2 separate regions of the Mus musculus genome follow, and region 1 is linked to region 2. Evidence: chromatin contacts called from ENCODE Hi-C or POLR2A ChIA-PET data. All regions are on one chromosome and are shown on one strand. The core of a region is the stretch at or near the end of the contact, and the rest is flanking DNA. Distances in the headings are between cores, read along the strand shown. Region 1 holds the start of Abhd2 (abhydrolase domain containing 2). Region 2 overlaps Abhd2 (abhydrolase domain containing 2).

Evidence for each region. A loop is a pair of places that touch in the nucleus more often than their neighbours do. ChIA-PET counts read pairs that join two places held with the same protein, here RNA polymerase II (POLR2A).
Region 1: a map of heart shows a loop between it and region 2 (2.5-fold over the local background). The contact joins the promoter of Abhd2 here to the enhancer-like site in region 2. A Hi-C loop is called at or near these places in 7 of 37 maps with a recorded cell type or tissue (heart and left cerebral cortex). POLR2A ChIA-PET finds 5 or more read pairs at or near these places in 4 of 5 experiments (Patski and embryonic stem cell).

The regions. Positions count from the first base shown.
Region 1 is chr7:79,270,674-79,275,014 of GRCm38, forward strand. Abhd2 (abhydrolase domain containing 2) reads left to right here and starts at 2,593. Exons shown (of 11, transcript NM_018811.6): 1 at 2,593-2,666. It overlaps Gm31510 (predicted gene, 31510), which reads right to left and starts at 2,356. Exons shown (of 2, transcript NR_169073.1): 1 at 2,294-2,356; 2 at 1,019-1,184.
Region 2 is chr7:79,306,863-79,311,257 of GRCm38, forward strand. All of the region lies in intron 3 of Abhd2 (abhydrolase domain containing 2), which reads left to right. Among named protein-coding and RNA genes, the nearest start is that of Gm39041, 10 kb to the left of the region's middle. Within about 2 kb of position 2,494, at least 1 of the 3 ENCODE cell types and tissues checked has a DNase peak (open chromatin) inside an H3K27ac peak, as active enhancers do; it is heart, where a contact is called at or near this core.

The DNA of each region.
Region 1 (4,341 bases), core at 1,343-3,842, 36 kb before region 2:
ACATATTCTGGCACCTGAGTATCTCAGGCCAAGGCTCACCAAGTCTACAATCCCTGGAGGTTGTGAAACTTGAAGGCGAACGAGGCCATTTTTGCCCCCTGAATGACCTCCCACAGGGATGTTTTATAAAGTGAAATAATATGATTAAACAGAATATGGCAAGAGCCCTGGAAGAGCGGTGGAGACACACAGGGAAACAGTGCTGTGAGCTTATTATAATGGATTCTTTTTTAAGTCACCCAGCCAAAAAGGAGAGGTACCCGTCCTCCTAGCTTCCGCCTCTGCCTGGGCTTTGTCTGCTCGCTTTTGGAGCTTCAGTGACTCATCCTTTGAGAATTCCTAAGCTGGACAGATGTCTTGGCCGATCCTACCTTCCTGACACAGGAGGGAAAACCTACTTTTACTGTGGTGAGGTATCGGCCATTCACTGCAGTCACCTTTGTGGCTGGGATTCAAACTAGCGAACTCATCTGAGATCCCTGGAGTCACCACAGCCATCCCAAGGCCTGAGATGATGACTCAGCACTTACAGGCAGGAGGAGACCCATATCAGGCTGAGCCGGCTTCCTCAGCACGTGTGCAGCCCTGTGTATAGCCACCAACCAACTCTATTTAAAGGGAAGAACCAGAAAGCTGTAGCTCAGAACCAAGTGTGTGCACCCACACACGCACACACGCCTGCACCCACAGTCATGAATACAACTCTCTCGACTGGCAGCAAATCTATTTATATACATCCCCCATTTTTAAGACTTTCGTTTTAATCAACAATTGTGCATACTTACGGCTCTCCAACCACACGATGCTTTGGTACCTGTGTATTAGTGAGGTGACTACATCCAGTTGGTTAATATCCTTATCTGGTGACAAACCCAGAGCTCATCTCTCACGGTCTAAACCATCTCAGCAGAAGAGAACTCATGACCATGGGGGAGGTTGTTTCTTAGTGAAATCCTTTGCTACCAAAGCCTGGCCTTCTCTTTGTCAAGAGAGAGCAGATTACAGAGGAATAAATAAATATTGAGGAGAAACTTTATTGAGGTAACATGACAACTGGGGGAAAACCGAAGAGCAATGGAGCCTCTCCTCCTCTCTACTGTCCCACAGTTATGGGTGCTTTGAAAGGTCTGGGGTTCAATGCAGTTCCAAGAGTCTTTCCGTCCACACTCTGGGGTGTCCCATACCTTCAAAATGAGAAATGGGGGAGTCTGAGGGATATTTTAGAGGGACTTCTGGATCCGCACTAAGTAGCCTTCAAAGGCTGCTACTTGCTCACATTGCTTTGTTTGTTTGTGACAAGGCCTCATTGTGACAGAGGAGGACTCATTATGTAGCTTCAAAGTAAAGCAATCCTCCTGCCTCAGCTTCCTGCTGGAATAACAAACAGGAGACCGGTGCTGGCTCCTCCTCCTTGAGTTGGCTCATGCTTTCCTTGTCGGGGTCCGGAAATGTATTAAGAGAAAATTTAACATTGCTTCAAATCTAAATTCCTTCCTCTGGCTATGTGTTCCTTCTGTCTCCTGCCTCTTCTCTTGGAGCCACACTGCGTGCCTTGGCAGTGTGTCGGTGGCTGCCTCACTGGAGCTCCCTTTCGGGTTGTCAGTATTCTCTCCATCAGGCACGTGCCGTTGCGAACAGAGCCTCAGGTTCACAGAATGGTAGAACCCAGTCTAGGTGCATGGATGGAGAGGGTGAGTGATGAATAGCTAGTCTTGATAAACGCCCGTGGAACACCACGCACTGTACTGATCTTCTATCAGCAACCAGCACTTACCAAATATAGTCAGTGAGAACTCTAAAAGGCTAAAAGGCACGGCCAAGACTGCAGTCTGACTTCAAAGGTCACTTCTTCCAAGTGGCCTCCAACCACAAGGGCTGGTTAAAAGCTGAAAGATCATAGGGACTGTAACAGGTCCATAAAGTCCTGCATGTTCCCACCCACTTCCCTAGCTGAAAGAGGTCAAAGGCTGCTGCCTCCACCTCTTTGTCGCCTCCACCTCTTGCTTTCTGGTTTAGTGACTCACCACCTCTGCTCTACTAAGTTAGGACTCCACACTTCAAACACCTACGTCCTGAGCTACAGGTTCATCTTCCTGGGCACACCAGTGCTGAGAACCCCACGGCTGGGCTATCTCTTTCCCCAGTTCATCTCTATAAGACTCCGGACCTTTCTGCCCCAGAACTCAGAAAGCCATCACAATAGGCCCTCTCCTCTACTCCGTATCATCAACCATCAAACATAACCCATCCTTTAGCCGGCTCCCCTTATCCCGCCCCTCGGGGAGGACCTTACCCAATAGCATCTAGGCCCACTGGCTAAAGACATCAAAAGTAACCAATTATAGGAGAATTGCCCGCTAAGAATCTCCGCCTCCACCTTGAGGAGCAGTCCTACTGACCAATGGGCCACCATATAGACGCAACAAGCGCGATGAACAAATAGAGTGGCGGCTGGGTGATCCAATGGACACTGGGAGAGCCTTGCTTGGGGGCGTAGCAGAGGCGGTCGTCAGGGGCGTGGCGGCAGTTGCCTGGGCGGGGCCGGTAGCGGCGGGAGCTGCGCTGGCCAGGGGTTCCGGCTGTATTTCTATGAGCGCAGCCGGCAGCTGCGGAGCTGCGGGAACCGGACTCCGGGCGGGTTGGACTGCTGGAGTCAATGAGAGAAGGTAAGACCTCGGCTGGGCGAGTTCCACCAAACAGGGATCGCGCCTTGGATGCGTCGGGCCAGAACCCCGAGTTACCCGGTCCCCAGCGTGGCTCGGCCCATCGCGCCGCAGCTTGAGTGCTCCGGATCCGTGGGGACTGTTTGGGGGACTGTCACCTGGCACTGCGGGGATCTAGAGGGCCAGCTTGTCTGATGACGGGGCAGCCCAACCCATTGGTGGGATACGCCTTCCTAAAGGTCCTTTGTCCTCTCCTGCTCGAGGAACCGAGGTTGGGGACAAGGCCGACGGAGGCCTCCTGGCTGCCATCCCTCGCTCTGATCAATGCTGAAGTCTTGGTCCTGGGGGAGGTATCTGGCCGGCCAGACTCAGGGTAGAGAGTGCAGGATGCTGGAAACCTGAAAGGGCCTGACTACAAGCCCTTTCGATGGGCCGATGCATTTTGGGATCCCGGGGCTCACCTACGACCGATGGGTTCAAGTTGTAGGGAAGCAATTTTTGACCTACTTGGAGGCGCACTTTATTGAGCTTGTGGGGCAACTGTTCTAGGTGCTTCGTGGGCTTTCCCCACAAGATCTGTCCAGCAGCGCCCCGGGCTGCCTGCCAGGCCGAGCAGCCAGAGCATCGACCTTGGAAGTGCCTAGCCAGAGGCCAGATGATAGCCACCTGTCTGGGATGCTTAGGAAGGGGAGAATTGTATGAGCCATCTGTGAGGCCCTTCTCCATCCACCCATGCACTCTGAACAACATTTATTGACTGTATCGAGGATGGGACTTACCGGAGTTGGCTAGATTCCAAGGGGATGTTGAATACACCCATAATGATCTTTTTTGAGGTCTTAGCTCTCAAATGCATGTGTGCATGCCTGCGTACAAATGGAATAGATTATATTGAATGCTGAGTTAATCAAGTGGTTCACCTTAAGTGCGCAGTTGGGGGTTCCACTTTCTGGTTCCTCTTTTGTGGTGCCCTCACCTCCAGCTGGTCAAGTTTTACCTGGCCCAGAGGCAGGTTCCAAGAACAGGCTTGGGAGAGATTGCAGGATTGGCAGAGTCAACATGATCTGTGCCCAGAGCTTTTCAAGGACCATTGGGTTACAGTCACACTAAGCAGAATGCATTTCCCCTCCTCACTGCCTCCCCTCATTTGCTTGACTAGGAAGGACATAATCCTCTGAAGGTCGGGAAGCAGAAGAAATAATTATAACCCGCTTTACCCAGGTGAAGATAAATGAAGCTTTGTCCGGGTAGGCAGCCAAAAGCAGCTCAGTCCACGCTGCTGGCGGTCAGCATGATATTTAGAAGCCAAAAGGCTGATGCTCATCTAACTCTTCCCCCTTATTGTACGGATGAAGAAACCTAAGGCCTGGGGTAGTCACAGCTGGCTGGTCATCACAGGGTCAGGACTAAGAGTTGTTCCATCCCTTGAACCCTAGGTCTAGGCAGGACATGATTTGAATTCTACTTCCGGCAGAGTTCTCATTCTTGAAGTTCTAGATGAGTCCAGAGGGGGTAGAAGCTCAGACTTTGGCATCTAAGTGCTTGGGTTTAAATCTTCGTTCTGCCTCTTCCTAGCTGTGTGACTTGGGGCAAGTTATCCAACTTCTCTGTATCAGTTTCCTGGCCAGTAAGGCAAGGAATGATGCTGGTACTTTGGTTAAAAGATTAGAGAAATATG
Region 2 (4,395 bases), core at 1,244-3,743:
GCTATGAATTTAGTAGTTACCAATTTTTATCTCAATCTGTTCTTCTCAGCATCTCTGTCCCCGCTACAGTGGGTATTCTACTTCATACCACAAACAGTGGGTATAAGTAAGGCAGAAATCAACTCTGATAAAATATGTTCTCGAGGGTAAATAGGTATGATTTCCAGATTTCCTGCCAGCATGTCATCGGTGAGGACGGACTGAGCATGCTGCCACAGAGAGTGAAGCACTGGCTTTGGAGCCCTGTGTCTTCAGCAGTGGGATGGAGATGACTTTGGGATGAGAATCTAGGGGTGGTGTAGTAACCACTTGGGATCTGTTCTCCATGGTTTGTAGGGAAATCTGTCCCTCCACTAAATTCCGGCAAGTTTCTACTCACATAGAAAGTTTATACTCTCCAGGTTTGGTTGAGGTCTACCTAATGACCGATTCCTGCTGGATTAAGAAGTTTTTGTTCTGTTGTTGTTTGGTTTTGGTGGTGGTTATTGTTGTTGTTTTGGGCACTGAGCCTTCTTAGAGCTCTTCAGCTACCTGCGGTGGCAACCTGCCATGTCACAATTAAGTCACAGAGATGGGAGAGTCAGGCTTGTGAAACACCCTCAGTCTCCACCCAGGTGAAGGGCTCTGGCTCAGTGTACACATGACATCGGGCTTGGCTACTTAACTTCTGGGGATGCCTATTCTGAAAGTTCATGATCTGCAACATTTGGGGGAACCTCTCCCAAGGTCAGTGGCTGATGGGGAACCGTGTGTAGCTTCCCAGGAAGGAAGAGGTTCCATAACCACCTTGACTTCTTGTGACAAGTGACACTAAAATGTCGTCCTTCCAGCAAGCCCCTAGACTACTGTGCTTAGTCGGATCATACAACTTGCTTGGTGATCTCGTACTATATGAAATGAAAGACTTTTATTAAGCATTGTATTTAGATGTTCATTGTGTTTGTGTGTGTGTGTATGTATGTATATGTGTATGCATACATATACACATGCTTTAGCACTCTTGTAAAGGTCAGAAGACAACTTGCAGGAGTCAGGTCCCTTATTCCACCATGAGGGTTCCAGGAATTGAACTCAGGTTGTCAGAGTTGGCAGCAAGCACCTTTACCTCCTGAGCCATTTTGACAACCCTAAGTCTTTTTTTTTTTTTTTTTTTTAATTTGGAATGATCAGGCCATAGCAGTGTGTGCTTTTCCTTTCTTGGTTTTGAATAAAGGAACATATTTTTTCTCTATAAAGAAATAAACGTGCATATTAATGACCAGTAGTATCTGGTAAGCTACTCATATGTTCTGTTCACTCCACCTACTTGTCTGTGTTTGTGATTCACTCAGGGTGCTCTTTAGTTCTACCTTCACAGTCCATCAGAGGCCCCTGCATCCCCTGTATCCCCTTGTTCCCCGGCATCTACTGCATCCCCTGCATCTTCTGAGACCTTCTCTATAGCCAATTCCTCTCTCTTCCTCTCATCAGAGGCCCCTGCACCCCCTATCACCAACCCCCATCTTTCTGTATCCAACTCCTCTTTCCTCCACTCCCCTTTACTGGTCTTATCTCCAGCTCTTTTAAGGGCAGGGATGTAACAGTAACTCTCTGCATGTGTCTTTTTCACACACACACACACACACACACACACACACACACACAAAAGATGTGTGCATCTCCAACTGTATTCCTTTTCTTCCTTTTGAAACAAGGTTTCACTATGGAGCCCAGGCTGCCCTAGGACTCACTATGTGGCACAAACTATGGGGCAATCCTCCTGCCCCAGCCTCCAGAGCAGCTGGTATTGAGCCACAGTTTTTCTCGGAGACTTGAGAACAAAGACCATCTTAGAAGGCTGTGTTCCACACAGCTGTTCCTTTGCACAGAAGCAATTCATGCTGATGTTTGTAGATTTTGGCAGGAACACGAACTATCAGAATGAGTAATTTCAGGACAGGAATGAAGGATTCCAGGGGGAGGAGGGACCTTGGTACGGTGGCACCTTGGATGAAGGGCTTTGAGTTATCTGCAGGATGGCTCTGCTTCAGATAGACAGGAAGGTATTCGAGCGAGCACCGAGGTCAGTGAGGACAGGAGCCGGTGTAAACAGCACCGTTGCAGTAACTGGCTCTGTCTTCCAGCAGTGCATCTCACCTGTCCAGATCTGTCCAGGGCCTCCAACCAGCATCCAGGCTAAGGATGCTAAGAAAGGTGATTGCTCTGCTGCGCCCTATCAGGCCCCCGTGCCCCTGTTCCCAGGGCTGTGGCTCGGCTTTGACCATTCCTGTAATTCCCAAAGATGAACTTCATACTGTTTAGCATTTGCACCTGTCCCATATTCTGCCCCTTGTCCATTGTGCCCTTTGGTGGTGTTTGCTAGTGAGCTTCTAATCCCAGTGCTCTGATCTCCACCACTGCTTCGTGGCCAGCTTCTAGCCAGGTCATATGCATGGTCTGGTGACAACAGCTGTCTGATTATACCCACGAGTCCAATGTCTGTAGGGGAAGAAAAGGAGGTCAGATCACATGGACTGTTGATTTCCCAGAAACGACATTGGACTCATTCCTCAGGGTGAGAAAGGGAAGCAGGGACCTTCAAGCTGGAAGCAACGATATCCGTAGACACTGGAATAGCCTGGACGCTGGAGGAAAAAGCCGGAGTGTCAAGACCATAGACCAGTTGAGAACGAAGGGCAGCACTGTTGGCCATTGGAGGCAGTGTTTCCCTGTGCCTTGGGAGAGGACTGTGTTTCCGCGGGGCTGACCCGCAGCCATCCTCCACAGTGGCCTCTTTCAGCTGCACTGAAAGCCCCAGCTGCACCTTTTCCGTCTCCCCCTTGCGACTCACCCCACTTTGGGAGCAGGGGCTGTTCTCTCACAGTCTCCTCTGTGTGTGTCTCGCTTCCATGGGCTTTTGCGTTCATCTTTCCACCTTTAAAAACAAGATAAAACAAAACAGGGTCCCAGTGGTCACACAGACCTGCTCTCCCCCACCCCCACCCCCAGCTCTTTCCATTCTCTCTTCCTGGTTTTGGTTTTCTCTAGCACTGTTAGCTGCTGAGCAGTCCTTGAATAGTCAGGCCATCTTCTCCTTGCAAGCTTTGCCAGTGCTTCAGTGAATCACTTGCATTCACTCATGCTAGTGTCCGATAAACCAGAAACGGAACTGTGGGGTCAAAGAGACTTCTGGAGAAAAATTTGTCAGTGGCTGCCGTCCTGCCTCTCCCCCCAGCACCATGTGAGGGCCCGGTTATGCCCAAACTCATGGCAATCAGGACTCTGAATCTTGGGGATATTTGCCAAGGGGGGTGGATGAAAGATATTCTCTCTGTGATTTCCTTTTGTACTTTTTTTTTTTAAGGGACATTTTAATAATACATTTAAGAGCCTCTTTCTGTGTCCCTTCTTGCTGGTAGCCTCTGGCCAATGCCCTGGTGGTCACTAGCCAGTTCTGATCATTTGCAAGAGCTCCAGATAGCCCAGGGAAATGAGGCCTACGTGATGGGAATTGCAAATATTTGTTCCTGGTTTGTCCTTTGCCTTTAGACTTTGCATGTGGCATTTGCCATGCAGAGTTTTGTAATGTGTGCATAGTCAACATTTTCAATAGCTTCTTTGTGCCTTGTGGAGTTTTTGTTTTTCCTAGAAAGGTAATCCTTTCTAAGAAAGAAATCCTGCTTTGCTGCAGATTATTTTTTTTTAATCTGAATTTCTTATATCACATGCATGGTTTTATTTTCACTTTTAAATGCTTGATCCTTCTGATCTCCTCTTACTGTGAGGCGTGACCCCAGCTTACGGTTGTTCTAGACGGCTGTCCTCATTCACCCAGCAGCATTAATTAGACAGTCCGTCTTTATCTCATTTATTCAGGACGGTGGTTCTCTCACCTAGATAGATTTCCTGTATTTAGGAACACCCGGTGCTCCTGAGCCCACACTGTCCACAGGCTGGAGTTTAACAGTGTGCTTTCCTGTGGGGGGTGGGGACAGTGCCTGGATGACCCCTCTGATGCACTTCTTTTTCTTAATTTCACCGGCTCCTTGACAGGGCATGTCCCCAGATGAGCATTTAAATGCTTTGTCTCAAATACAAAAATCCTATTGTTTTGCTTGTGCATCTGTTAAGTTTGCAGATGATTTGGGGAGAAACAACAACAGGCTTGTGGTGCAGATGTTTCCAGTACAGACTCATCTGCCCAAGCCCCATGAGCCTTAGAGAGTATTAGTAGTCTGCCTTTCTAATCTCCACCCCATGATATGAACTCCCTAGGAACACAAAGAGAGTCAGGTTCTTAATAATGATCGATATAGTTACTGACAAAAGCATAATTTTTATTAAATATTGTAAGAGCATGTCTTTTGTCTAACTAACGTGTCATTCTGTGAGGTTTTTATTTTTCTGAATACTGAA